Regions from separate parts of the Homo sapiens genome. Here regions 1, 2, 4, 5 and 6 are each linked to region 3. The links are chromatin loops, found by intact Hi-C in ENCODE. Cell type or tissue: PC-9. All regions are shown on one strand.

Region 1 (5,000 bases), 160 kb after region 3:
GTAATTCTATAGCATATAGCCAGTTACATTATAAAAAGTTTTCTATTGAATTATAAAATGTTAAAGACCATAATATTTAAGTAAAAAGAACATACTTTGTTGATTTTGTTCCAGTTTATGGATAAGTGTGAATCATTAGGATAATGACAGTACTAGTAAAAGAAACTAAATGATATCATTTATCACCCATTATAATTATTGTATTTACATATTGTATTTTCTTAGTTTTGCCTTAGTCCTCATATTCACCTAAGTTCACCTTTCCTGAATGTTAAAAACAAATGCTACTTTTTTATTTTTGGGAAGCATAAAAGTATTTTTCTAATATTTTGATATGAAAAATTTCAAATACAGGAAAGTTAAAATAATTTTACAGCTATAAACCTTTGTCTTCCACCTAGATTCTATAAATTTACAATTTACTGCAATGTATCGTGTGTCTCTCCAATCACTCCTCTCTCCATTCATCAATCATCTTTCTTTTTATTAAGACAAAGTAGCTTCGGACATCGGTACACCCTTCTTACATGATTAATAATGATATGTCTTCCACTTCAATTTTCAGAAAGAATACTTGTATTTTGATGACGTCAATAACACACTTTTAGAAAATGATTTTTGGTGGTAAACACATTTCTTAATAATGAAGCAGAAGTAATCAACCATGGGATAACAATAAAGATAGATATTTCACAATAGTATGTTGTTCTAAGTCCAGGTGTATCAGCTCTATTATCTTTATAATGTCTCCAAATTCTCACTTTATGAGTGAGAACTCAAGACAGAGATGTTAACTTGCTCATGGTCACACAGTAACTGAATGGTGGAGCTAAACTGGATACTGTGACAGCTTCTTAACACTGCCACCTCATCTCCATGAAGGCAGTTTGTAAACCATAAGCCAATTATGTAAGTATATATAATAGTGTCTGTTTGAGTTCAAGTAACCAAGTATCCTAAAGGGTAATATATTGTTAGGAACTAGAGAGGATTCAAAGATGAATGGCAAACTCTAACTAAAAACAAACAAACAAACAAAAAACTTAGTGAAATAGAAATAGAAACCCAGATTTGTATTGCTCTAAAGAATAAACTAGTGCTGGTTGGCTGGTAACTCATTGAAAATCCAACAAAATACTGTATTATAAAAATGCAGAAGATAAATTTCCACCTGACAAATTTAGAGAAAGAACTCGTGAAATATATTTGAAAATGGTCTTGAAAAATTGTCATGATTCTTGGTAAAGGAATTTTCATAAATAAAGTAATTTAAGAATAAAAGTTGTGGGAATCCCAAGTGGTAAGATAGGAGGATACAAGGAAATTCAACTGGGAACAAGCCTAGAATTAGGTATATCCAGGGACTAGGTAGCAGAGACATTGCATGTCTTTTAAAGGCATCTGAATTTGCTTAGTCAATGAAAAACCATTAAAAAATTGTGTATATTTAGAGATATACCTTGTAAATATTGTAAAATATTGATTTGGAAGAAAATTATTTAAAGCAATGGTCCATTTTTTTGTAGGTACACACACATAATTTTGCTTGCAGTTTTTTTTTTAACTTTTATTTTAGGTTTGGGGGTACACGTGAAGGTTTGCTTTATAGGTAAACTCGTGTCACAGGGGTTTGTTGTACAGGTTATTTCATCACTCAGGTATTGAGCCTAGTACCCAATAGTTATTTTTTTCTGCTTCTCTCCCTTTTCCCACCCTCCACCCTCAAGTAGAGTCCAGTGTCTGTTCCCTTCTTTGTGTTCATAAGTGGTTATCATTTAGCTGCCTCTTATAAGTGAGAACATGCAGTAGTTGGTTTTCTGTTCCTGTGTTAGTTTGCTAAGGATAAGAGCCTCCGGCCCCATCCATGTTCCTACAGGACATGATCTCATTCCTTTTTATGGCTGCATAGTATTCCATGGTGTACATGCACTAATTACATTTTTTAAATTCAGTCTGTCATTGATGGGCATTTAGGTTGATTCCATGTCTTTGCTATTGTGAACAGTGCTACAAAAAACATTCATGTGCATGTGTCTTTATGGTACAATGATTTATATTCTTCTTGGTATATACCTAGTAATGGGTTCACTGGGTTGCATGGTAGTTCAAAGCAGGGGACTCTTTCTAGAGGTCACATCAATACTTTAGGAGAGAGATGAGAAGACTTTTAATAGAAAACAAATAAATAAGTGAAAAATATTCTAAAAATTATTAGTAGAGAATTGGTAGTAATTGCCAGTTAAATAGATATGGGAGATGAAACTGAAAAGATGAAGGTGGAAAAACATTTTCTCCTCAAAGTCAGGGTTGAATAAGAGATACGAGGTACTTAATTTGATTTAAGGTACAGAGTTGAGGGCACTCCACACCACAGTGATGTTCGTGATGACTTTATGTATTTATGCTTGTAAGTCCAATATCCCAAAGCCTTTCACTTCTTATTCCGTCATTTGCCTTTTTGAGGAAAACTACGAACCGTTGCTTTTGGTTATGACCATTTAGTTCAAATAGACTTATTTTGTAGTGCTAGAAGGTAGCAATCTTTCCCACTATTCTCTTGATTAATGATTAAAAAGTATATTAAAATAGTAAATCAAATAACCAAATAGTGTAGAAGTACATGCAACTTAGAGACATATTGCAAATTACATAGGTGCAAACACTCCATGTAGCTTGAGGCAGTAGAAGGAACTCGGCTCTTGTTATGCCCTGGCTCTGCCAGTTACTAGTTTGTACCTTGAACATTCGCTGGGTCTTAATCCCAGGATTTCTTTCTGGGGTATGTGTGGATTAGATAATGCAGATAGTACAGAAGGAAAGGGTGCAATAAACAGTATCTATTATTTTCACTTGCCTTCTGTGTTTATCTTTCATTCTAATCAGCCCTTCTCTCTCTCCTGATGTGACTCATCTTGAACTTTTCTTGGGTTAAACTATCCCAAAGGCTATTCACAGTTTCCCAGCCAGCTAGCATCAGAAGTTTTTCCAGGCCCGTTCCTTGGCAGCCAGAGGTTATTCTATTCCACAGCCAAAAATGATATATCTCCTCTGCTTAGGCTGTTAGCTAAGAATGTGAGATGACCTTATGTTGCATTCCCTGCATTCTTAATGTGCTGAAAGTTCCCATTCATGGTCTATTGATTCTTTGGGGCTTTTGTTTTCTGTATGTTGTGGCATAGCTGAAAAGGGAAGAAACCAGTCACTGTGGCTGCCATCCTGGTGTGCTGGCAGTCATCTGGTGATAATTATTCCCCATTACCAATTTCCCAGCTAGTTTCTTTGTAAATATTTTGAAGCCTGAGGCTGTGATATTGGAAATATTAATATAGTTTTATAATTTACATAATTTATAATTAGTCTTTGTTCATCTTAGTTGTCTTTAGCAGGTTTTTAGAATCCTTATCAGCTACCAACTTGCTTCCACTGGTAATCTAAGTTTATGTTACCATTACTTATTTTTATTTATTTATTTATTCATTTAAAGACAGAGTCTCGCTTTGTTACCCAGGCTGGAGTGCAGTGGCACCATCTCGGCTCACTGCAACCTCCGCCTCCTGAGTTCAAGAGATTCTCCTGCCTCAGCCTCCCAAGTAACTGGGTCCACAGGCGCCCACCACCATGCCCGGCTACTTTTTGTGTTTTAGTAGAGACGGGGTTTCACCATATTGGCCAGGCTGGTCTCGAACTCCTCACCTCAAGTGATTCACCTGCCTCGGCCTCCCAAAGTTCTGGGATTACAGGCATGAGCCACCGCACCTGATCTTATGTTACCATTAACTTTTAAACATACATTTGTATACAATATTTCACAAAGTTTTAAAAACAATGTTATAAAATAATAACAGCTAGCAATTTTGAAGACCAATAATATGCTTGGCATTGGCAGATAGATAGATGTATGTGTATTCCCTAATTAATTCTCCCAACACTCCTCAAAGATATGTACTTTCTGATAGTCAAGTAACTGAGGCTAGTTGATTTTTTTTCTTTTTTCTTTTATTGTGGGGGGGCATTGGGTGTGCAGGGACAGAGTCTCCTCTCTTGCTCAGGCTGGAGTGCAGTGGTGCGGTCTCAGCACACTGCAACCTCCGCCTCCTGGGTTCAAGCAATTCTCGTGCCTCAGCCTCCCGAATAGCTGGGATTATAGGTGTGTGCCACCATACTCGTCTAATTTTTTTTTTGTATTTTTAGTAGAGACGAGGTTTCATCATGTTGGCCAGGCTGGTCTCAACCTCCTGGCCTCAAGTGATTCACCCGCCTTGGCCTCCCCATGGTGCCGGGATTACAGGCGTGAGCCACCGCGCCCAGCCAAGTTGTTATTTTTGAAGTAACAAATCTAGTGACTGGGAGAAGCCTAATTTCTACCCATTTTCTCTGAATCCTATCACAGAACAGTTTTTATATAAGTACAGTGAAGGAAATACTTGCTTCTTTTTATGTTGCTTTCTGAAAGAGTTTTCCTTCATAGTTATAATGTCACTGGGACCTCCTTTAAAGTGTGAAGAAAAGAATGTGTATGTATATTTCTGTGAACTAATTTTTTTTTTTTTTTTTTTGAGACGGAGTCTCGCTCCGTTGCCCAGGCTAGAGTGCAGTGGCGCGATCTCCGTTCACTGCAAGCTCCGCCTCCCGGGTTCACGCTATTCTCCTGCCTCAGCCTCCCGAGTAGCTGGGACTACAGGTACCCGCCACCACACCCGGCTAACTTTTTTGTATTTTTTAGTAGAGACGGGGTTTCACCGTGTTAGCCAGGATGGTCTCGATCTCCTGACCTCGTGATCCACCCGCCTCGGCCTCCCAAAGTGCTGGGATTACAGGCGTGAGCCATAGCGCCCGGCACTATCTACATTTTAAAGCCTTGTTTTTTCCTTTCATAGGTGGTGTTCCTGTTGATTCAGAGAGAGAGGGGATTTCTGCCATTTTTCTGCAGTGGGGTTATATGTTCCGCCTTCCCTGCTCTGCAACCTCTGACATGTTTTACAAGAGGATTGGCTGAGTGG
Region 2 (5,000 bases), 130 kb after region 3:
GCTGCAGGTCTGTTGGAATACCCTGCCATGTGAGGTGTCAGTGTGCCCCTGCTTGGGGGTGCCTCACAGTTAGGTTGCTTAGGGGTCAGGGGTCAGGGACCCACTTGAGGAGGCAGTCTGCCCGTTCTCAGATCTCCAGCGGCGTGCTGGGAGAACCACTGCTCTCTTCAAAGCTGTCAGACAGGGCCATTTAAGTCTGCAGAGGTTACTGCTGTCTTTTTGTTTGTCTGTGCCCTGCCCCCAGAGGTGGAGCCTACAGAGGCAGGCAGGCCTCCTTGAGCTGTGGTGGGCTCCACCCAGTTGGAGCTTCCAGGCTGCTTTGTTTACCTAATCAAGTTTGGCAATGGCGGACGCCCCTCCCCCCGCCTCGCTGCGGCCTTGTAGTTTGATCTCAGACTGCTGTGCTAGCAATCAGCGAGACTCCGTGGGTGTAGGACCCTCCAAGCCAGGTGCGGGATATAATCTCGTGATGCGCCGTTTTTTAAGCCCGCCGGAAAAGCGCAGTATTCGGGTGGGAGTGACCGGATTTTCCAGGTGCCGTCTGTCACCCCTTTCTTTGACTCAGAAAGGGAACTCCCTGACCCCTTGCGCTTCCCAAGTGAGGCAATGCCTCGCCCTGCTTCGGCTCGCGCGTGGTGCGCGCACCCACTGACCTATGCCCACTGTCTCGCACTCCGTAGTGAGGTGAACCCGGTACCTGAGATGGAAATGCAGAAATCACCATCTTCTGCGTCGCTCACTCTGGGAGCCGTAGACCGGAGCTGTTCCTATTCGGCCATCTTGGCTCCTCCTATTTCCTAATTTTTCATCAAAATACACATATATCTGGGTATTTCTTTAATGATTCTTCTAAGTTTTTGAATAGAATATGTCTTTTCATATAATTTTAATATTTAAATGCCTATGATAAATTCGTATTTGTGAAAAAGTTTGTAATTTAGTGATGTATATAAACATCTCAATGTAATATTTCTTTGACACTATGTTAGGAAAGTTGAAAATAATGGCAACAACCTGTGTTAATTTCCATATTATTTTGCTATACTGGTAATACTAACATAATTAATAGAATATAAATAGCATTTTTAAAATTTTGCTGCTTTTAAAATGTTTTAAATAAATTATTTAACCCTCCAAATTAACTTGTGAGGTTAAATATCCTTACATGTGCTGACATTTTAGGACCAGAGGCTCAGAGATATGAAACAGTGACCAGAGAACCAGAGCTAAGCCTGGTGCCTGGCTCATTGCGTTTTCCACTATAACTTAGTACAATTCTGTGAAAGCCCATAAATTATTTCACAGTATAGATTTTAGAACTAACCTAAAGAAATATCATTGGTACAGGACAGCTAATTGCCAAATACAGAATAAATGCAAAGAAAGAAGATTAGAATTGGTAATTCTCATTCACAGTAGTAAAAACAGAACACTTGGAATTTCTTCCTTTTTTTTAACTTTCGTCCCTAATTCAAATGAGTTTTAAGAGTAATAATTTGAAACCCTGCCATTAGTTCCATCAGAAATATTAAATGTTAAACAAAATGATCCCTACTGATCATAAAATGGACACCATTTAATATACCAAGATGGTAGAAAATACTTTTATGTGAATAGTAGAGAAATTGCCAAAAAATAAAAAGCTATTTTATTTCAGTCTGTGGACAACTTAATGTACTACTGGAAAAAGCATACATATTCTTATCTAATTAATTCCCAGGGCACTTGGTTCTTAAAAGAATGCTCAGAAATGTCCCCAGATTTACTCCACTGTCACATATAGAGTGCAGTAGGTAGACACATTCTGACAACAGGGTCTCAAGCGTGAATTAGTTATCTCCTTATCAAGATTTTTGATGTCATGCTTTCCTGCACATATTCTACCTTGAGACATGTGTATATTTTTTATAGGTAGTCAAAAGTTCATTCCTGTTTCTGAGTACTTAGGGACCCAACAGAGCAGGCTTTCCCGTGGTAATAATGTGCTTGTTATTCCATTGACACCACCTCCAGGCACACTGCTCTCCTAACCTGGGATATTTCCCTCTTAGAGAAGTGAATGAGGCATTTCAGGCACTTCACCTGCTGCTGTAACTTAAAAATACACAAGAAGCACGTAGCCACCAAAGATGTGCAAAGGACATAGTGGGGAAAATAAATTTGATGGCTATTTAACATGTCTTCTGGAAAGTACATACTGACAAGATTGTGTAATTTATTCTAGACAACTAACGTAGTGAATTGCTATTTTTCTTTTCTACAAAGGAAGGAAATGAGTCATTTTATTTAAGTTTAACATTCTTTCCTCAAAAGCCATTATGATAGATTATAACATACCTGTGTGATAAAATAATCACTCTCCTCTTACCATGACACATCCTGTTCTTTATAGTTTATTTACACATTATTGTTTGCAACGTGCTAACTGCTACTAAATATCATTAAGCTAAGTAGATATTTGGCTAGTATTACCTATTTTCAATACACTTGATTTATTTTGCCATCTCAAAAATTTGAACAAATAAAAATAACTCTTGTGTTGGACATGAATACTTGACATCTCTCTGATTAACTGATGTGTTGAAAACACTCATTTTTATATATAAAGGAAACCCTTTTCTCTTTCTTTTTTAAATCCACAGGACAATATTTTTAAGCTGGAGAACTCACATTTTGAAAACGGCCGTGGGAAGAGTCCATATGACCCTAAGCTGCTGACAGCATCCCTTTTAATAGGTGCGTAGTCAACAATCAATTAAATAGTGAGTTTTCTATAAATAACAAACAGGTTGTATGTTCTTTTTTATCTACCAAGATTTTCCATTATGAAATAATAATTGTTTTAGAAGGACATTAGTTGTGATATATTCAAATGTTTGAAAATGAAGAAGAAACACTAAATGCTATTTTGCTTATTGCACCAACTAGTCTGATTCTTTTTAATGGAAATGGAATAGGATCTTAAAATGGCCTCTCAATTACTATGCAGCCCCACTTGGTACAGTTGGCAGAGACCCATTGTGTTACCTTGTGCTGGCTCATCCTAATATACATATTACATATACAGGCTAAGGGAAGTTACATTCTGTATTCACCTTTTATGAAATTAGCTCTTCTTTTTTGGAAAATCTAACAAAATATTTGATGTGACGTCCTCTACCTTTTTCTGTAACCATCATCTTTTCTAGCTTTCTCCTCTTTTCATTTAGCATTGCTGATAAGTGGGGAATGCTTATAGTTCAAAATAATAGAAGTAGATACAAATAAGATAAAACTTTAGTCTGTATTGAAAAATAAAGAATTTTTTCCAGACTCTTAACTACCTCCGGACTGGAGTTAACTAAATACACAAACAAAAAGTGGCAAATCATGAAGCAATTTTTAAATTTTTTATTTTCTCTTTATTTTATCATTTTTTCCTTTCTTTTTTATTTTTTAAATTTTGAGCATACCAACAACCTAAAACATAAAAAAATTCTGGGTCATGATTCTGTTCTTGAACATATTTTTCTACATAATTGTGTAGAAATTATGTACCTTTTTGTTTTCCTTTTCTATACAATATGCAAAAGAATTATTTAATAGCACAACAAAATGAAACTTTTCAAATCTAAAATTTCTAATTAAATTTTAAATAATAAATCTTGATTAAAAAATTAAATTTAGGTTATCTGATATGTCATAAGTTTATAAAGTTTTCCATGTTTCTCTTCTTATAATTTTTTCCTACTCAGAAAAATAAACTCTAGTCATATTGACTGCCATATTAACCATGAAGATATATATTTTTTCTGTATTTTCTAGTGTTTTCTTTTGTCACCATGTTTCACTGATCCTTATTCTATTAAGAAGAAATCCATTGTGGCATGAATTATCTCCTCTGTTGCTTTTCAAATGTGGACACTTTTAGTCCATTTCATGCATTTATGCAGCATTTTAACAAAAGTTTAAGACCTGAAGGAAGGCAGCATACCTAGCACACTTACAATTTTCCTATTTATGGTTGGTCTAGTGATTATTTGTGGATGGCTTCCTCAAAAATACATGCTGAAATTTGAACGTTGTTTTAAACAAAGGGTAGGAGTCATATTTTGTATGAACTTACAGCTTATAGTTATTTAAATTGCACACTGAAAAAAGGATAGGTATTCCTTAAAAAGCAGTATGCTAAAGTGTGCCCAAAGCAGCTTTACTTCATGGTATGTTTCTCAGTAGGGACTTGCTTGATTATTTATTTTAATATTCCGCTGAGAAAGAATGATGACAAGTAGGTATTACCTAGTTCATATGGTATGCAACCACCCAAAGTCCACAAAGAAAACGAAACTCCACAGTTTTAGTTTTATATTTGAATATCTTTGAAAAAGCTATATAGGTTTATGAAAAGGCAGAGAGAATGAGCAAAGTTCAGTGAGTCAGGAAGAGGACGTGGCTAGAAAGAACAATAGGTGTTTCAGAAAAAGAACTTTCAGATGGAAGTGCAGACCTAACCTATCCAATATGGTAAAATAATTTAGTAATTTTCAGAGGTATGTAGCGCTTATTGACAAGACCAAATAAATTAACTTCTGAAATCATTGAATAGCAAGATACAGAAAAAGAAACAGGCCATATTATACCTGGCAAAATCCTTCAAAATACCTGAAACGCCATTTTAATTCAAGAGCTGAAACTCTCTGTGTTGAAGTTATTTGCTTTCTTTATAACTGTGCTATAAATTCTTCCTCTTATGGTACATTTAGTTCCCCTTGTTGGGTTTTCGTTGGCATTTTCTCTCATACTGCTCTAAAAAGAATGCTCACTAGTTTAATGGAGCTTTTTAACATAAATATTTTCTACAGCACTTCCCAAACTCTTTTACATACAAGGGTAACAGCTGTCTCAGAAATATACAGGTTGTACTTTGTATATCAGAAAATGGCCATTGGGAAAACCTATGTTCCCAAAAGCTTTTGGATACACCTTCCTCATTGGTACAAATAAGATAGAAATTTTAAGGT
Region 3 (5,000 bases):
ATGATTTTCTAATTAAACTTCTTGTCTTTCCTTTAAGATTTTCTTTACTTTCACCAGAGCAGTATTTGTGTGTGTGTGTGTGTGTGTGTATATACCAATACATTTATGTGTACACATAGGTATACATATACCATATATTTCAATACATAGGAAATATAACTTCATTTTATGATTTTATAATTCAGAAAATAACTTCATTTTATAATTGTGAAAATAACCTCAGCAATCTACAAGTTCTGAATCACAATACAATTCTTCGTAAATTGTTGGTTTAAAATGACATTGATATTTTAAATTATATATATGTGTGTGTGTATATATATTATATATATACATATATATATATAAATAATAGAGTGGGTGTTGTCTTTTGTGTCCCATGAAAAGTTTTCATGGATGTCCTGAACATTCACATAATAGTATAAGATAGGGCTAGTCTTACCCTAAAAATCTGCTCACAGCTAAAATGGAATGTTTTTAGGAAACATATGTGGGAGTTGTGGGGGGAAGACATACCCACACACTCACACACATACATACACACATGCATAGAGCAAAGAAGTTATCAATTATTTGCAATGACTTTTCTCAAATACTCACTGTATATTTGTCACCAGGACTTTGGATGACCTTTTCTTCTCAAATTCTATTAACCTTATAAATCATGTTTTGATGCTGAAATCTTGAATTTAAACACACTGAAAACTAGAACTTTTTATTCATCTATTCAACAAGTATACCCTGGCAAATAATGTAAAATGAACATAAAATAAAACACTTAGTCACACATCTTGTGATTCAATGCTGGTCAGATCAGATGAGGGCTTGTAAAAATCTCCAATTTGTGGATTCTCTGCTTAAAGCTGACAACCAGATTGACCTTTGAAAGAATTTATACAGTGTAGACTTTAGCAATCAAGAAAATAACTGAGACCGCAAAACAAATTCATGTAAGCCTCTAACTCACCAGCTTTAATAATGATATTCAGTCACTAACAACTTAAATAAATATGAATACTGAATAGATAATTTTCCCAATTCTAACTTTTTAGGGTTTTTTTCTCTTCATGTGACTGATTTCTAGAGTTCTACTATTGTCAGTGACATGAAATACGTAGTTTACTAAAATATTAGCAAACTAAACAGATATATTGATCTGTGATATCTAATTTTCCTTTATTTTCTGATTTTAATTATTATATAAATCATGTATTATAATTTGGGGTCAATTATACTTAAATTCTATAGTAAAGATTTAATGTATTTCATGGATCTTTCAGGAATACGTTTAATTAGAGTTAATTAATATGATTGCATATGTTCCTAGTAATAAAAATTAATGTTAAATTGTTGTTATGGAGGCTATTATGCTTAATGTGAATAAATAATTGTATAGGGCATTAAATTTTCTATCATGTTTTCAGGTTTGCATTTTAAGAAACTTGCATTTTAAAGTTATCATGAATTTTAAGTTGCCTGTAAGAAATTGTGTATTTTAAATTATCCCAATTTTTCTCATTTTAACTCCAGTGACACACCTTTGTATCATAGCTCCAAAAGTCAAAATACCACACCTTCACAACTTTTGAAGAATTTCAAAATCTAAAGTCAGGATTATTTTGAATAATGTTTAATCTGATTTTTACAAAATCTTCCAAAATGACTAATAGTGATATAAATTTTGAATTGATCATTATCCAACAACTTCTATTTACAAAGTCATGATATTACAGAGTTACATATTAATCAACTAAGACATTGCTCTTGTCAAACCTTTATGAAAAAGTAATATGTGATAAATAATTCATTGCTACAAAGTTATAGAGGTAAAATCTCCAAAACTCATGACAGTATTGAAATAAGTTTTGCACTTGTAGTGAAGGTTTATTTTAAAAAGACCAGCAGTTGTAAACATACATTAGAACAAGTGTGATTCTTGGGATGACTTTTACCCCTCATGATTTCTAATGCACTATATAAAGGAATTACCATGATTTGCAGTTCTATGCTTCCACTAATAGGTGGCACTAGCAATTTGTGACAGCTCTTTCATTAATTTGGAAATGGGCAGGCTACTAGGGTAAATATGCACAGAATAAGGTGTGCAGACCAAGTTTGGAAAAATTGGCATAATAGTCATGAAATTTAACATTCACAAAACAGAAGAATTACTTAAAATGAAATTTGCTAAAGATATTGATGTGCTCTTTGCATGCATTTATTGGTACATTTTGATCCTGAAAAACTAAATATTTCTAAGTAAAAAGCAAATACATACATTTAAACTTAAATAAGGCTTGATATGTGAAATTAATCTGTAAAATGTAAAACAAAATAGTGAATGAAACAATGGTACTAAACAATTAGAATGATGGAAGCAGAGATTCATGTGCCTGTATATATTAAGTATCACATATTATATGATGTGTGCTTACCAAGAATGAAGTAGCCTGCCTGTGGCACATTATTACAGCCATTTATAGTTGGAGAGTAGGTAGTTGAAAAAGTAAAATAATGTTAAGAAAATGGCATTTGGTATATTTTTAAAAGACTGACTCCTTTTAATCTGTAGGTTCTTTAACACTGTTATCTTAATTAAGCATATAGAAGAATCAATAAATTCTATCTGACACAAATAAGTATGAATGTCTCCAGCTACTATCTCCCACTATTGCCAAGACATAAACATCAGTATAAATAGGCAATCCACACACTATTTCCAAACAGTAACAAAGCTGGAGTCTGTCAAACCCAGGATAAGGAAATATACAATTTATACTTGAATTGGGGAATGAAGATAAGCAAAAATAAAATCCTGTTGATAAATATGAAGAATAGTTTGGTCTTGGGAGTTTTTACAAGCTTAGGGTAAAATTTAAAGGAACCACACATTTTAAGGAATCTTGTCATCTCCTGAATGAGTCATTAAACCTGCATTTCCAGGTTTCCCTTGCTTGGAGAAATGTGGCGTGGGAAACTATGTTGACCAAAACTTAGAGTAACTTAAAGCGTTGCAGCAATCATAAACATGTCTTTAGATAAAATATAACATGACCCACTGGAGTCTTCATCAGCAAGCCAAATGAAGTTTCATTCTATTGAATATGTCAATTGACTCATTTAGTCTGTGAAACTGCTTATGTGAATCATCTTGTGCCAGATTCTGAGTTTCTAAAGGCTGGGTATGTAGTATTTTTCATCTTTATATTCTCAATGGCTAGCACAGAATTATTCATTGTTGAATGATTTTGTGCTTTATTTGGCACACCTTTTAAAAATTAACAAATAATATGCCTGTTAATAAAACAAAATTATTTTTGGAAATAATAAGAATGAAAATTTACAATAAATCAATTCATTATAAATGAATTGTGCATTATAATATATAGTAGAGAAAGTGAGTTTAGTGTTAGGTGCTAGGGCAGGAAGATATCAGTCAAGGCATTTAAGAGTGCACAAAGGATTGTGAGAGTAATACTATCTCCATAAACAGTATCTCCTTCTGAACCACACCTATTCCAGAACTGAATCAGAAAATATCCAGGTCATATTTGTTAGTCTGCAGCTAAGAGATAGGAAACATACAATAAATATGTTGGAAGGCTCTAGGAATCAGGAACCAGGCTGAGGAATTATTGCATTCCTTTGGACAAAAACCCAGATTTTCCTTGTCCTCTTATCAGGTCACAGTATATACAGCCAGAAAAGAAAGTGAGGTTTCTACTCTAAAACCAAGTAGTAGCTAAAGATAAGTGAAAGTATCCCATTCTCAGTCTTATTGTATCTGAATGTTTGTGAAGATCAAATCAGTTCTACCAAATGAAGTTGTAAGTGTAATCCTTGAGTAATTTCAATTGGTTCTTTTTCATTGTCCATACTTTTAGGAGAATCCAGACTTGGCTCTCTGACAGCTTGCTGAGATTTAGCAGTTCAGAGCCTTTCTTGCTTCCCCTCCTACACTTGTCAAGAGCAACACTTGCTCATTGCTCCCTAAGCTACATCTCCAAGTCATCCTTTTTCTTCCCTTGCCCTTGAGTTCCACAGCCTCAGAGTATGATCCACTTCCATCCTCAGACTTACTCAAGAGAGTAGATGTGATAGGAAATACCATGGGAATATTTGCTAAAGTGTGAACATGAAAAATATATGTTGAATTCTTTGTTTAAGATACTGATTGAGAGGGTGGGAGAGGATAGTAGGCTAATTTCCTTAGGCCACTTATATATAGATCTATAGATTGGTATTTAGAATAAAATGAACTTACAATGTTCGTTGGAAAATTCTTTTTTTTTTTTTAAATATGTAGTTATTGTGACATGGTAGAAATATTGCCAGGAAAGGACAATGGGACAACTACTAGCAGCATTGTTATTATGTACAAATCATAGTTATTAAGTGGTATTGAAAAATGATTGTGTAATCCAAGTGTAATCCAAACTCTTAGAAATGTATTTGGGCATAGCTAAAACAAAGTTGTTTACACCTGAGGTCAAATCAAGCTGTCAAAGTGCTTATGAATCTTCATAATATGGGTCAGAAATTTTGTTTTCTTTTAACCTTCAACTTTGAATTTCAAGAGAATAAATGCTGTTCCGTTGTTATTATCCCTTAAGAACTAGCTTAAATGAAAGTACGTTTTCATAAGTTCTGCAAACTTTATTTACAAAAGCACCATTATTAACTATTTCTTACTTGCGTTCTATGTATAAAATAGACACATAAAGCCACATAACTCATCTGTCAGATTTCTTTATGAATAGATTCTTGGATAAATAAAGTGAATATTGTAGAATTTTTGAGAAAGGTGATGTCACATCTACCTAAAGATTTTAGGGTGGCTTTTTAAACTAGGACCCAAAGAAGGTGGGCCTTGAATGATAGGACAAATATGAGAAGGTAAAAGTAGAGAAGAGTGGTGACTACTGTATCAGAAACTATTTCTTTGGATTTGATTTTCTTTTTAGGAAAACAGCAATATATTTAGAATAATTTATATGACT
Region 4 (5,000 bases), 340 kb before region 3:
ATGCCTTCAATCTATGTCAAGGACTATCATGCAGGGCAGGAAAAATGTAGCAAGAGAAAAAAAATACATATAAACATATTAAAGGAATTAAACCTTTTCATAGTTTAAATGCACAATTATGTTGCATTTGGACTCTTCATCATCTGGTTCCCAACCCAACAGTAATGACCTAGCTTTGTTATTCTCCCTTGTTCTTCTGTTTTATTCATTTTTTTCACACATGGGCTTACGCTTATAACACTGGCAAATTACCTTCTTCTCCTGTGTTTCATGCCACCCATGTGGAAAATTTTCCTGAATTTGAAAACTGGTATTTGCCATGTCTTGACAGTAAGTACAATGTCTTACCATTTAACTTTTTTAAGATTTCCTTTTTTTGTTAGTCTTATTTAACTTTTTTGACTCCCTCAACTGCCTCTGACTTGCACGTTTAAATTTGTCATTGATGCTGTTATACTAGATTCAGAATTTTAACTTTCATCTAATGCATTGGAAGAGGAAAAAACAAGAATGAAAACGCAAATATGATGTTTTTATATTGATTTATCCTTTTCACATTTACTTTTTATTGAATTTCAGTTTTAGTAACTATTTTGCTATTTAAAATTATTTGGACTCACTTTTTTTTTAACCAGTTACCAAGGATAAGTAATATTGTGTGCACCATGACAAAATTATACCCATTCAGAGCCCAAAGACGATTGGTGATGATTGTTTTCTAGGAGATATTACTGGTAGCTTACCTAATGAAGGAGTCTAATTTATAATATTTATGTTGGTAGCTCCTTTATATTCATTATTTCTATATTTTTCAAAGTAATTACCCAAGTAATACAATTATTCTTATTTTAGAAATGAGGCAACTTATTGCTATTGCTAAATCTGACTTCAGAGCTTGTTGTTTTCAGTCTCCCAAGATACTCTCTGTCATGGAGTCTGTCATGCAGTAATAAAGAACTGCAAATGGAACAAATAGATCATGTATCTGAAGCCACAAAAAAGATAAGAAATATGTGGGCACAGCACATGCCTAAAAAATAATGACCAGCATTACCTATCGGGTAGTAATGATCCAGAAGCTTGAATAAAGTATAAACTTAAATGGAATTATAAATTCCAAATCCCAACAATGGTTCCTCCCAAGCCAATAGGCCAACAGAACAATTCAAGAACAAAAACCTTACTTAAATCAGAATTACATAGTAATGGTTCAATATAGCTAATTAACAAATGCATTACCTCCTATGGATTTATACATGGAAAACATCATGTTGTATATGGTAAATGCATGACATTGTATCTGTCCATTTAAAAAATAAAAATAAAAGAAATACTTTATGGTAGAAAACGACTACTTAGGAAATACTTGTATATTTATTGTTTTTTCTTTTGTTTGGAGGCTTTCATAAGCTCATTCATCAGTCGTTCAATTGATATATATTTTTTGTGTCCTTACTATGTGTAAGTTATTGATTATTCTAGGTGCTAGGCAAAGTGTTAGTTTACATATAAAATGTATTTATTTTATTCAAAATAGGAATGGGTTTCTTTAAAAGATGTTATACTCTAAATGTAAAATCACCTTTATCAAAAACAGTAGAAGAGGACCAGAGCCCATATCTTAACTGCAGTCATATAAAAAGAAAGCTACCAGACAAAAAACTTTGGATTGCATCATTAGGTAATGTCTGAGTGTGCAGGGGCAAATATAAAATAAACAGTAGTAATCACATATTCAAGCAAGCATCATTGAAAGGTAGAAAAGACAGACCTGGAAAAGTGCATAAGGGTAAGATCAATATAGTAGTATATATTAGTTTACATCAAGGGGTGGAAATGTTTATACACAGTTGTGTGTGTGTGTGTGTGTGTGTGTGTGTGTTAATTTGTATAGCGTCCTTAGAAAAGTCTGTAAACAGATTCCATGGGTGAAGTTTCCTTAATGATGTTCAGGAGGGTATTTTCTGAATTTTCAAAGAATATGATTTAAATAATTTGGCCAAATAGCAAGAAAGTTACAGCATCTGGTTTAAACTCATCTATCACGCACAGTAACATGAATAAATGGAGACATTCAGCACTATACACACAACAGAAATTGTGTTCTCCTATTGATATAATTAAATACTCATAGAAGCCTAAATGCATAATAGCTTCCAGACCCTTTGCTTAATGCCAAAAAGCAATGGCTCCGCTTCCAATGAACTTGATAGGCATATGTTCCTAGTCAGGACCATTGTGAGCCCTCTCCAGTTTCTAAACATTTATTGCTGGTACTGTAATAATAAACATCTTGCATTTATAAGATGTAATGTTGCCTAGAATTTTTCATTTTTCAAGAATGCAGAGCACACTCTCTAATGGCTCTCATATGTCCAGTGTGCCCACAAACAATTTGTCTTCTGAGTGGAGTGTTAATCTGACACCTCAAGGACAGACCTGTTTTCAGAAGGACTTAAAGAAAAGCTACACACATTCATAGGCCTCAATAACTACTGAAAATCCTAGTAAACTGTGGCTGGGATTACTCAGAGTTCTGGATCACATCACTTCATGCCACATTTTGCTTACATAAGAGTTATTAAAGATGATAGTAGAATATTTTTCGACTCATTGTCAAATATGTACATACCAAACACACATTTAATATATGTACATATACATGAAATCAAGCTAATGATGACATTTATGGTCCTGTTCTTTTGTTTTATCTGGACTCAGAGGTGTGTGTGTGATAGGAATGTATTTTTTATTTGTTTAACCCAGTTGCACATGATAACCTCACAGCAGTGACGAAGGAAGCAAATATGTGCTTTGGTCATAAACACCCTGGGGCATAGCAAAATCCCTCCTCTAAAGACAAATCCAAGATTTTCTTCTCAGGTCAAGGGCAGCACATTAAACCTGTGGCTTAAAAAAAAATCTATATCTCAAAAAAAGAAAAGAAAGTTAAGTTTCCTTAATGGTGCTATTCTGCATGGAGTGAAAGATTAGAAACACATCTCACCAATGGAATAAAAGATTACTTCCTGTAAAAAAAAAAAAAAGTTAATTGGCAGAGAAAGAAAAAAATACTCAGGAAAGCTAGAAACAAGACAAATAACATTTACACCTGGATCCATAATGTTTGCTGTTCTTATTTGACATGCATTATTAATCTTAACATTCTGGGGTGGCTTGATTGGGACTTGAATATTCACACCAATACCTTGAACTAGAACAATGTTTTATACAGGTGTGAGAAAAACATAAAATGAAAGTTGTATCCATCTGGCTCACCTACATCTTTTGCTCATTTCTTTAACTCACACTTTTTATTTAAGAAAAAGATGCTTGCCCACAAACAACTGTCAACTTTTTGCCTTGTCAGTGAATTTTCAGGCCCTCTCTGTATTTCTTACCACCATGGAAATACTTAATTCAATGCTTTGAAAAAATGACAACTTCTTAAAGGGAAAAAGCAACCACTCCTTTCTGGCTGGAATCAAGAAGGATATCAAAGGGAAGAAGAAGGTTCCTGCTGTGCCAGAAACTCTTAAGAAAAAGTGAAGGAATTTTGCAGTCCTGAAGATCAAATGCCTGAGAAAAAAGTTTAACCCAAAAGATGCTTCTGAAGGCAAGGAGGAAACTTATGAAAAAGTGAAGCACTGTTCCAAAGAATATAGGCAAATGTATAGAACTGATATTTGATTGGATAGGATGGCAAGAAAAACTGACAACTTCTATGTACCTGCTGAACCCAAATTGACATTTGTCATCAGGATCAGAAGTATTAACGGTATGAGTACAAAGGTCCAAAAGGTATTCCAGCTTCTTTGCCTTCATCAGGTCTTGAAAGGAAATTTTTAACCTCAACGAGGCTTCAATTAACATGCTGAGAATTGTAGAACCCTATTTTGCATGGGAGTACCCGAACCTGAAGTCAGTAAATGAACTAATCTATAAGCATGATTATGGCAAAATCAGTAAGAAGTGAATTGCCTTGACAGTTAACACTTTGGTCGATCTCTTGGTAAATATGACATCATCAGCATGTAGTACCTCATTCATGAGATCTGTACTGTTAGAAAATGCTTCAAAGAAACAGATAACTCCCTGTGGCCCTTCAAATCATCCTCTCCAGGATGTTCAATAAAGAAAAAGACCACTCATTTTGTAGAAGGCGGAGATGCTGACAACAGGGAAGACCAGATCAAAAGCCTTAGAAGGATGAACTAAGGTGTTTGCTGTGATTATTTTTGTAACCTGGAATAAACAGTGTCTGCTTTCAAAAAGAAAAAGCAACTATACCCATCATATATGTTGATCACAATTATAGTTTGCAGTGCTGACATCGTTGTTTTTTTTTTTAATCTACAAGTATATAGGCAACAGATATGACCTGTATTCGATGTACAAAAAGCCAAAAAATATGTTTAAAGTGAAAACAAATTTTCATGTGAGTTTAGTATTTCAGACTACTTATTGTTTTTACTAAGATTTCAGCTACTGACATTTCCACGTTGGCTGAAATGATTCACTGAACTTCCGAAGTTTATCTGTTCAAACTCTAAGAGTGCCCAAACTTCACTGCTCACACACTGTGGGCTAGACGTACCTCTGGAGCAGGTCCGCAGAGTTTGACATAAGCTCTGTGGTATTATCAGGAGGATAACACGCAGTGCATGAAGAGGAGACTCTTTAAGGTTTTATTTCCATTTATTTTAGTATTTCAAAACATTTTCCTCCTAAACTCAATTTGATTGACATGACACAATTTAAGGCAACTCCAAGCACAACTTCCTATGCTTAATAAGGAAACTATGATCAATGGAGCAAAACCAAGAAAGAGGTATTCTTTGAGCTACATTTAGTTTCAAAATTCTTTTCATTGCGGTATACAAAGTTGATTTTAAAAAGTAATGATCAGACATCTAATACTAGAAATAACTCTCTGTTATAAAACTTAGTTGTAATATATTGCACATTTACTTCACTCTTTTTCTAAATTGTTATTATTA
Region 5 (5,000 bases), 250 kb after region 3:
TTTAAAAAATTCTCTCTGATTTCTACCTGGAAAATGTATTTTGTGTTGTTGGCTTTTCAGTTTACTAGTGAGTTGGGAGAGTTCCTTGACCACCCTCACAGGACTTGCCACGCGGGTGTGGCTCTCTGTTTGAACAAGCTCTCAAACTCTCTCCTTTGAACAAGCTCAAACCCTTTATGGGAGGGCGAGCACGCAGACGGGCAGGTGCAGGAACCAAGGGGAGCGCTTTTGGGCTCCAGCCCCATGGCAGCATCTAGGAGTGGATGTCTGACACTCCTGAAGCCCAAGTAGGCCTGAGTTACAGTGCGCTCTTTTAGTCTTGCCATCCACGGATGGCTTAAGTGTTAGACAGCTCAGTGAACCCTCTTGGCACCCAGGTCCAATCCAGCATCCAGGAAGAATCAGGTCGCACACAGACTAGAAGGGTGAAAGCTGGGGTTTTAGTAAGTGGTGGAGGTGGCTCTCCACAGAATGGATGGGGAGTTGGGAGGGGAATGGAGTGGGGAGATGATCTTCCCCTGGAGTTTGGCTGTCTAGTGGCCAACCTCCTTTCCAATAGTCCCCAGACAAACTCCTCTCGGCATTCAGACACTCCTTCTCTTCTCTCCTTCGAAATGCCCTGCATTTCTGCTTTTCATCTGTTCGGCCGCTTCTGGAGCCTGGGATGTGGAGTTTATGTGGGCACAGGATAGGGGGCATAGCAGGCCAAAAGGCAACTTTTTGGGCGTGAAAACAGGAATACCTGTTCTCATTTAGGGCCACGGGTTTCCAGGCTTGAGGGTGGGGCCTTTGCTGGGAAACTGCCCTCTTCTACCCAGTATTTCTGTCTCCTGTCTTTATCACTAGCATACAGTCATAAAGAGGAATGGCTTGGAGTAAGCTCAACATGCTATTTCCAGACCTCTTAATCCTGTCTTTGGCAGCATGTTTTAGTATCAATACAATGACAGTAGAAAAATGGAAGAATATTAAGGGCAGACGACGCCAACACCAAATACAAGTAATTGTCATATGAGTAATTGCAGCCTTCCTCTCATTTTGTTTTTCATCCACTCTCAGAAGCAACTGCTGGTTTTCCAAACAGAGTGTGATGAAGGGCTAAGACTCATAGCTTATCAATTGATATTACTGATATTGTAATTTTCTTGAACTAAAAGTAAAGTCCTATTTCATTATCATTTATATTATTTCTTATAGACATAGCCAGTTAGCAATAATATTCTTAGCTAACTACATCTGAGAATTTGAGATTTCCTAAAAAATGGCAAAAAAATGCTAACATGAAATGATTGGTACTGAATATGCTGTCCAAAAGGTTTGTTATCTTTTGTGATATAACTAAATAAACAAACAATAATTTACCTGTACAAAAAAAAAAACAAAACACCAAACTTGCATGCTATCAATCCCTGTGTTAATAAGAGTTCTGAATATTTCCAATGGGTAGTTTCAGAATTTATGAAATGGCTAAAAGGAAAACGAATAACAGGTAAGTACTTTGTTTTATTAATAAGAAGCAGTGATGTAGATATGAAAAATAACTTCTTGTGCTCAAGTGACTTTCCCAGCACATAAAATGGAGAATAACAGCTAGCGAAGGCGTAGTTCTTTGGCCACCTTACTTCAGGAAAGAAAGAAAAAAATATATATGGGGAACTTATGCTCACCTAGGGAACTTGCTCTCATCAGCTAATTTTGAGAACAGGAAAAAGGAAATTGCGTCCCAGGCAGCTTGACATGAGACAATGGGTCAGTCTCCTTATTGCTTAAACATGTAGCATTGTGCTGAGCTGTTCTGCACTTTTCTTCTCACAAAAAGCAGAATCAGCCTGAAAGACCAGTGAAGATATTGCAAAAGGAGGATTTATTGAGCTTCATTACATCTTGAAAGGATTAGTTGCACCTGCACATAAAGAATCTCTATTGGTTCAGATATACAGGCTGAAGGCGCCTTCTTTATTATACTTCTTTCAAAGGAAGATATTTGACCCACACTCTTGACAAGTTTCAAAGCCTCCAGGTTCACTGCCGAGGAGCAAGAGTGCCATCTGCTGGTTAACAACATTGAGCACATACAGAAGGCTTTGAATCTCTTCGGAAAGAAAATTATTGTTCAAAGAATTTTCATTTCTTTGAAGCTGAATTACAGAATAGCTAAAAATATCATTTCCTCATGAAGATATTACTCCACTTCCAGTTGCATAAAATGAAGTAAAAATGCACTCTAAAAAGTAAAGTGGGATGAAAGGGGAAGAAGGAGGACAAAGGGATGTATTTTGACAGAGAACATTAACAGCAAAGTTAATTTTACCGTGAAGAGAGGGTCTTTTTGCTTCATTTCCTAAATAGTTATTTATATTTTATTGTAAATTCCTTTAGGTAAATTAGCTATTAAGTAGTGTGGAAATTCTTGATGGTTAAAACATGTTCTTGGCCGGGCGCGGTGGCTCACGCCTGTAATCCCAGCACTTTGGGAGGCCGAGGCGGGCAGATCACGAGGTCAGGAAATCGAGACCATCCTGGCTAACACGGTGAAACCCTGTCTCTACTAAAAATAAAAAAAAAAATTATCCGGGCGTGTTGGCGGGTGCCTGTAGACCCAGCTACTCGGGAGGCAGAGGCAGGAGAATGGCGTACCTGGGAGGCGGAGCCTGCAGTGAGCCGAAATCGCGCCACTGCACCCAGCCTGGGCAACAGAGCGCGACTCCGTCTAAAAAAAAAAAAAAACCATGTTCTTTACTCAAGGACATTAATATTAACATTCAAATTAGAGCAAGCGTATATCAAAAATATAACAAAATTATAAAATTGTTTTATTAATGTTAAATTATCTTCATAACGTCTTCTACTTAAAACCTAATTTATGCATGGACACTTTACACTTTTTTCTCAATTTCTGACCTTTAATTTTTAATAATGTCATTTAAACATCCATGCAGTAAAAAATTATTACATTGAAACAATTCTATTCCATCTACAATATGTACTGTGTTTCTAAATATACTTGCCAGTTCCACAGCCCCCACCTAACCCTCGTTTCCCATAAATTTTTCACAAAACTAAGTTGTGATAGTTGTAGCCAGGCCCTTCCCAGAGCTCCTTTCCGAGGACTCCCTGCCTCACACTTCAGTTGCAGGCTTCTTCAGAGATTCCTCAGCTACAGCAAACTGACTGCTCCAGTTCCCCTGTCCACCCACATCTGATGACTGCTGGGGTCAGGAATATAAAAGCCAGCCAGTTTGACTTAATTTGGGACTCCTCTGATGTGCCATTGTAGCTCCAGAACTTCTTGGAGGGTTGATTCCTGTCAACTTCAACTTCTTACCTTGAGTTTGGACTTTGTCTTGGCCCAGTCCTACTTTCTTACCCTCCTGTCCACATGGGATGACCCCAATAGTATTCCCTGGTGAACACTTTGCAGGAACTCCATCTCCTGCTTCCAGAGAAACCCAAACAGCAATTCAAGCTGAAAGACAGCCCTGTTGTGACCATGTGATTTTGTTTTGTCCTCTTCTATAGAAAAAGGCTTTATTCTTTAACTTAATCAAAATATCCTTCTCTCTTATCAAATCTTATCAAATCCATATTATACTTTTAGATAACTAAAATGCTACAAAATATATAGTGTTTGGCCATCATGTCTATTTTACATCATTGAAATATTTTACATAATCCTATATGTGTGTATGTCTATGTGTTAAAATACTGATATATTAATCTAAATTTTAAAATCTGAATATTTTATTAGAGCAATGTTTTAAATTTGAGCTGATGTTACTGTAGAATATGAATGTTTATGTATTTTAAGCTAATATGTGCCATAAAGAATATATGCTTTTCATAACTTGAGATGGTTGAAATATTTTATCTTTACAAGTTAATAAAGTGGTACTCAGTACCTTCAGCTTTAAAAAAAAAAAGGCTTTTTCTTTCAAGAACTAGAATTTTAAGACAGAAGAAAAATGCCCTCTAGTGGTAAATATTAAGAAAATACTTTTTAGTGTATTAAATTAATATGTTTAACAAATATTTATTAATTTTCTACTATGCTTTGGTTGCTCTGGTTAAGTCCCAGGACACAACTGTGAATAAAATAAAAAAGGGTACAAGACCTCTTCTGATGTGCATTACGGTGAGAATAAGACAAACTTTAAAAAGAAAACAATTAAAATAAGTCCATATTTAGTGTATAAAATGAAGGGAACAAACAAGAATCTGAGATAGAGAACAGTGAGAGGAAACTTGCTTTAATTATTAAATGCCATTTATGCTAGTATTTCTAGGAAGCGTCAATCTTTTAATTTATATTTTGTGAACTAAAGGTGGTTGTCTTTGTTGCTGTTCCTTTTTTTAAAACATTCAAGACACATGACGGTGTAAAACTAGAATCTCAAATCAAAAAAAGAACCTGGAGCTAAATCAATTGTCCAGGGACATTTTGGAATACTAATTCATATACACAACACACCTAAAATTTTGCAGAGTAATTTTTCAGGTTTTGCAAAACAACAAAGAAAAGGAAACCCACCATATTACCAGTAGGAGGGATTCACAAATGCATAATAATTCAGAGCCCTCCTCTCCACTACAAGAAAATAAATAAAACTCATGTGAATTCCCTAATCCTATCAATTAGATGAGCAATGGGGAAAAGAAAAAGTTTTTCCAGATCCTACAAGATCCCACTGCCTCCATCATTGATATTCCCTGAACTTGTCAAAGTTAGTCCCAAAGTTAAACCTAACATGCTGCTTACAAATTGTCCCTGGGCAACTTCAATCTCCTAAACACATCCACAATTCTAGCGTTTTTTACAAGTAGTTCAAGGCCGGGTAAGGATAGTTGCTAGAAGAGGTAACTCCTGAAATCTCAGTAGCATATTATAATAAAAATGTGTTTGTTTGCTTGTTTGTTTACTTTAGTCCATGTAAAGTTCAATGAAGTGTTGCTGATGAGGAGTGGGGAGGAGTAGAGAAGGGACGTATTTTCCTGGAAGCCCT
Region 6 (5,000 bases), 220 kb before region 3:
GATGTGAGCTAGATAAATATTTTAGATGTATTTATTTTTTATTTGTTCCTCATGGTTTTTAAATTTCTGTAAATCAAACTTTAACAATAATGTTATCTAACATATAGTGTTTATTTGAATTTCCCCATTGTCTCAATGGTTCTTTGCTGATTCGTTTATTTATTTGATTATTTTGATCCAGGATTCAAACAATGATTCTGCATTTTAATTGGTTACCTGTCTTTTTAGTTTAATGTGAAATTACACTTTGTTCATTTCGCCTTTTTTTTGTTTTTCATGATATTGACATTTTTTCTTTTAATAATAGAGCCAAATTTTCTGATAGAATGTCCCACCATCTGAGTGTTTTTGAACGTTTATTCATGATTACACTAAGGTTAAACAACTTTGACAAGAATACTACACGTGATGTTGTGTACTTCCTATTATACTAGAATCACATAATGACCATTTGTGTCTTCTTAGAAGATGCCAAATTCAGCCTGTTGGTGAAGGTGATTTCTGTGAGAATTTCCATTGTAAAGTTTCATTTCATTGCACGTATTTATCAAGCCATTTGTGGGGTGTTGCTTTGAGGCTACATAACAATACTGTTTTTTTTTTTTTTTTACTTTTAGCCAATTATTTATCATGTGCTGATTACTTTTGTTGAGTTAATTATTACATTAATGTTTACACAACCAAATTTTTCACTCTAAAATGTTAATGTTTATGGGCAATGGAAATGGTTAGGGGAGTTTAAGAGTGGGATCAAAAGATATATGCATAGATGTTCATACACAGGTGCATAGCTTCCAGATTTCAAACAAAAATGGTGAACATTGATTAGAAAACTATTTTTAATATAAAACAAGAAAACAAATATATAATTTACTTTTTAAACTGGAATCAAATTGCTCAAGTTGGTGCGGGGTTAAGCCACAAATATTATTATAAGATTAATAAAGTATCAGTTAATAGAGTAATCAGAAATTTACGGTGAAGCAGTATATGTGACCTTGAATCTAATTTTTCTGTCTTCTAAATTTGGAATAATAATACATACTTCATAAGGCTTTAGAGAGGCAAATGATGCATAGGACTGCTTTGAGGATTAATTGAGATACTACATCTAAATTGCAGATTATATGTCCTGGCATGTAAAAATGATTTGTAAATCTTAGTTATTTTCACTACGTTATATTTTTCCTACACATCCCATTATTTATTGTTTCTTTTTTAAAAATGACTAGTATAAAACAAAGAAATAGAATAAAGTCTAGACTGCTTTCAAGTTTTTTCTCTCTACATACGCAATTTCAATTGATTGATTTTTACTTCTACTACTACTACTAAGTTTTGTGTTTTTTTGTTTGTTTGTTTGTTTTGGACACAGGGTCTCACTCTGACACCCTGTCACCCAGGCTAGCGTGCAATGGCATGATCACAGCTCACCACAGCCTCGATTTCCCAGAATCAGGTGGTCTTCCCACTTCAGCCCCCTGAGTAGCTGGGACTACAGGCACATGCCATCACACCTAGCTAACTTTTGTGTTTTTTGTAGAGACAGGGTTTTGCCATGTTTCCTCGGCTGGTCTCAAACTTCTGGGCTCAAGCAATCCTCCTGACTCAGCCTCCTAAAGTGCTGAGATTACAGGTATGAGGCACCACACTCGGCCTGCTTTCTACAGTATATTCTACTTCTTATTTTAACTTTTTGGTTATTGATTTAAAATGGACCCTATAAAATCTTTAAGAATGTGACTTTCATTGTTAAAAAACCTTCACTTAGAGAGGCTATGGCAATAGAACCATTATTCTACACATATAATACATCCTGTGATGTCATAACTGCATCAGTTATGAAGGGTAAGTTCCTACATAGAAGTCAGTAGATGAAGAAAGAAATGTATAATAGTAATCATTCCAGAAGCATGTATAGAAAAATTAAAACTACTAAAATGTTGCATTTGTTGATGAAAGGTGGTATTTCCTTCCAAAAATAGAAAAGTAATTTTTGTTGAATTCCTTAAATTTGTCTTGAAAAAGAAATTTGTGTATGAATGTGTGTGTGTGAGTGTGTGTGTATGTGTGTGTGTGTTTTGGAAGGAAGTTGTGAAACATCTTTATGCAGGACTCTTTCCAAATTTATACCAGCTTTGTAAACTTGAGTCATTCCTATCTAAAAAACTATAGCTGGGAGAAGTGTCGTTGCAGTGACTCAACCATAGTGTTTGCTTCTGTTTATATTTTCAGTTAAAATGGAAGAAATCATGGAAATAGTTTAGAAGCTTTAACAATCCCTCATTGACAAATAAAAAGGCTTGCTTTCAAAATAACCCATCCAGTATAATCTTTATACCACTTAGAGCTCAACTACAAAGATTGCTCATCAGGAAAGGATAAAGGGAATGTGGTGATCCTTCTTTGTAAATGATCTAGCTCTTGTTTTATTTGCCTATTACTTTGAACCATTTCTGTATCAAAGTCATGGCTAGTAATGAAAGAGCTTTAGGGGGATTTTTGACTGACATGTACCATTACTAATAAATTGCCTCAGAATGTAAAAATGTGACCCCTCAGGTGGTTCAACCACATTGTTTGCAAACTGTGACTAAGTATCAAATTCCAGCTTTTTTGCTAAGCACTCACCATGGAACAATACAGTTCCACTTTTTAATGCTTCATCGCTGATTGTGTAGGTCATAATTAGAGATGCAGCTGGGGATGAATGGAGAAGAATGTGCTGTGCAATTGGCTGTAACCAATCTGACCCTGCTTGATCCATGCTCCTTAAAAACCTGTGACCTCCTGTAGCCTCATGCATGATCCTTGTATGTGGTTAGCACAGCCTCCCTGCCAACCTTTCATCAATAGGCTTTTCAAACCACCACTTTGCTTTGTAGCCTTATCAAGGCATTCATTTTGAGCTGTCATAAATGGCATCTAGGAGTTCAAAGTTTGCCCAGCACAATAAGAAAAGTCACTATAGGTGTCTTAGGAAAGAAAGCAAGAAGTGTTGTAGAATTTGTAGAAATTACATATGTTAAAATAAGTGCACATTTGAATCAAGGAAGAACCACAAAAGAATGGAATAATGGAGAGAGATACAAGGTGTCTATTTTATAGAATCTACTTTATTACCAGGATTCAATTTTACAAGTTTTATTTAATCCATCAAGATACAGTTTACAGGTGGTCCATGACCTCTTCTTGAAAGAAAAAAGAAAGAAAACAAACCTGAATCTAAACTGTTGTTTAAACCCAGCTGTTTCATGTTGCCAGGAGAAAATAAAAAATGCCAAAAAATTTCTCAACATACGTAAGGAAAAGCCTAAAAATTTTTCAATAAAATGTTTACACAGATTTTGAAATGTAGATAGTTAATATATTTGAGGCCACTGCATTTTTTCAGTTATTTTTCTATAATACTAGAATATGAATATATATATATATAATTATACCCAAATGTCAATATTTTAAGAAACTGATGCAATTATATTAGTAGTCTATTATTTTTGAAATAGGTTTAATACAAAAGACTGGTTAGGCTGATATTTTGGAAACACCATAATGGAAGTAACAGGACATAGAATCAATAATTCATGGTAAGCAAAGGAAACCCAGCATTCTAGCATCCCTGAGAGATAAATCCCTGCTGACAATAAAATGTCTTATTATTCCTGTTCAAGTTTATGCTCCAATGACTGTGCTTTCTACTTTATCCCTTAATGTGGTTATTTGTTAAAACATAAATTAATAATCATAGCCATTTTGCAATATTATAAAAAATCCCAAGTGGACCGCTACCAATTTTTTTCCTAGTCCAGAAATCAAGTATTACAGGGTGGGAGAAGAATGCTATCTCTCTACCTCTCCATTGATGTTTCTAAGATACAGTTAGCTGGATTTTCTCTCCCTCTGTCTCATAAACATATACCCACACACAGATACACAAACACACAGACAATATAAACATCTGCTAATACACTGACCTACTGAAAGTTTATATTCCTCTATCTTAAACCTTCAGATTTGGAGTGGAATAAAAAGTTACAATCCCCCGACAACGACAACAAGAAAAACCTGAAGTAAGTTCTATCTAATAGTTGTCACTGTGTCAGTATAAAGCTAGTTAGTCTCTTAGGTGCAGATACCCTGGGAAAACGGTCAAATAGCTTTTAAGAGTCTAAGTGTACAGAAACACAAATACTTTGGAATGCTCTAGAGGTACAGGGTTAAATGCTCCCCCAAGCAATTTGACATTTCCGTGTTAATTCAGCTTGTAGAAACATATAATTAGAATCTCTAATACCTGCATTTTTCTTTTCTTTATGCGAAAAACATGTGGTGGTGCACGCAGCAATAAATACACTGGGAAAGGAACTCTTTGTGGGGTGGCTTGACATATTCTGCTGAAAGGCCACAACTACTACATTTCCAACAGAAAACAAAGAAAAATACACTCTATTCCTTTATTGGAAACTAGCACCTCTCCTTAAAACTAAAATAGGTGCTTTCATGTAACATAAGTAATTTTCTTCTTTACAGGTGTTGAACCAAGTAGTCTGGGGAGTGTGCAATCTGGGTTGGGAATTAAATCCAGGTTGCTTGCTTAATAGTAGAAAACATAGCCATGTAGGCATGAGGCTGACATTAAAAGAATGTCTTTTATCTTGAAAATTATAGAAGAAAATGACCCCCTGATGAAAAACTGCACTCAATTCTCAACAAATGAAAAATATATTGTGTATGTTTATAAATATAAAGGTAAATATATAAAATACATGTAAATTATTGTATAGAAAGTATAAAGGATTGTGTGAATTTGTGTTTTTCTTTAAGAGCAGACAGTTACATAACATAAGATGAAACAATGAGTTTACTTTTGTTGATTCTTATACAGGAACAAAACAATTAACAGTCTTGTATTTTCAACTCAATTTTGTCTTTCTCCATGGAAAAATTTTCTTTAAAATCAGTTATACTATAACCAATGCTACTCCCTACGTGATCCTTAT

The links. Peaks named below come from ENCODE experiments on the same cell type or tissue, not always from the same donor. Only the 100,000 strongest peaks of a DNase experiment are listed, where the experiment ranks them.
Region 1: a loop joins it to region 3, with 12 times the contacts of the local background. A loop is called at or near these places in 6 of 110 quality-filtered maps.
Region 2: it touches region 3 in a loop (7-fold over the local background); 3 of 110 quality-filtered maps call a loop at or near these places.
Region 4: it touches region 3 in a loop (4-fold over the local background); 3 of 110 quality-filtered maps call a loop at or near these places.
Region 5: a loop joins it to region 3, with 8 times the contacts of the local background. A loop is called at or near these places in 9 of 110 quality-filtered maps.
Region 6: a loop joins it to region 3, with 8 times the contacts of the local background. A loop is called at or near these places in 5 of 110 quality-filtered maps.

Annotation. Positions count from the first base shown.
Region 1 is chr7:84,023,568-84,028,567 of GRCh38, reverse strand. The region is part of intron 6 of SEMA3A (semaphorin 3A); the gene reads left to right. Among named protein-coding and RNA genes, the nearest start is that of SEMA3A, 170 kb to the left of the region's middle. In PC-9, no CTCF peak of the experiment used is centred here; a DNase peak (open chromatin) is centred at 3,047; H3K27ac peaks cover 2,805 bases.
Region 2 is chr7:84,058,201-84,063,200 of GRCh38, reverse strand. It overlaps SEMA3A (semaphorin 3A), which reads left to right. Exons shown (of 17, transcript NM_006080.3): 5 at 2,643-2,736. Among named protein-coding and RNA genes, the nearest start is that of SEMA3A, 130 kb to the left of the region's middle. In PC-9, no CTCF peak of the experiment used is centred here; a DNase peak (open chromatin) is centred at 2,290; H3K27ac peaks cover 2,164 bases.
Region 3 is chr7:84,186,052-84,191,051 of GRCh38, reverse strand. All of the region lies in intron 1 of SEMA3A (semaphorin 3A), which reads left to right. Among named protein-coding and RNA genes, the nearest start is that of SEMA3A, 6.2 kb to the left of the region's middle. In PC-9, a CTCF peak has its summit at 2,041; a DNase peak (open chromatin) is centred at 2,971; H3K27ac peaks cover 2,037 bases.
Region 4 is chr7:84,527,335-84,532,334 of GRCh38, reverse strand. It overlaps the pseudogene RPL7P30. Among named protein-coding and RNA genes, the nearest start is that of LINC03017, 2.6 kb to the left of the region's middle. In PC-9, no CTCF peak of the experiment used is centred here; a DNase peak (open chromatin) is centred at 2,714; H3K27ac peaks cover 1,539 bases.
Region 5 is chr7:83,933,305-83,938,304 of GRCh38, reverse strand. No RefSeq gene overlaps it. Among named protein-coding and RNA genes, the nearest start is that of SEMA3A, 260 kb to the left of the region's middle. In PC-9, CTCF peaks have their summits at 2,052 (motif pointing left), 3,741 and 3,942 (motif pointing left); a DNase peak (open chromatin) is centred at 2,044.
Region 6 is chr7:84,410,004-84,415,003 of GRCh38, reverse strand. It overlaps a transcript of SEMA3A not described here. Among named protein-coding and RNA genes, the nearest start is that of LINC03017, 120 kb to the left of the region's middle. RefSeq lists an enhancer at 4,214-4,383. In PC-9, no CTCF peak of the experiment used is centred here; DNase peaks (open chromatin) are centred at 2,203 and 2,563; H3K27ac peaks cover 2,147 bases.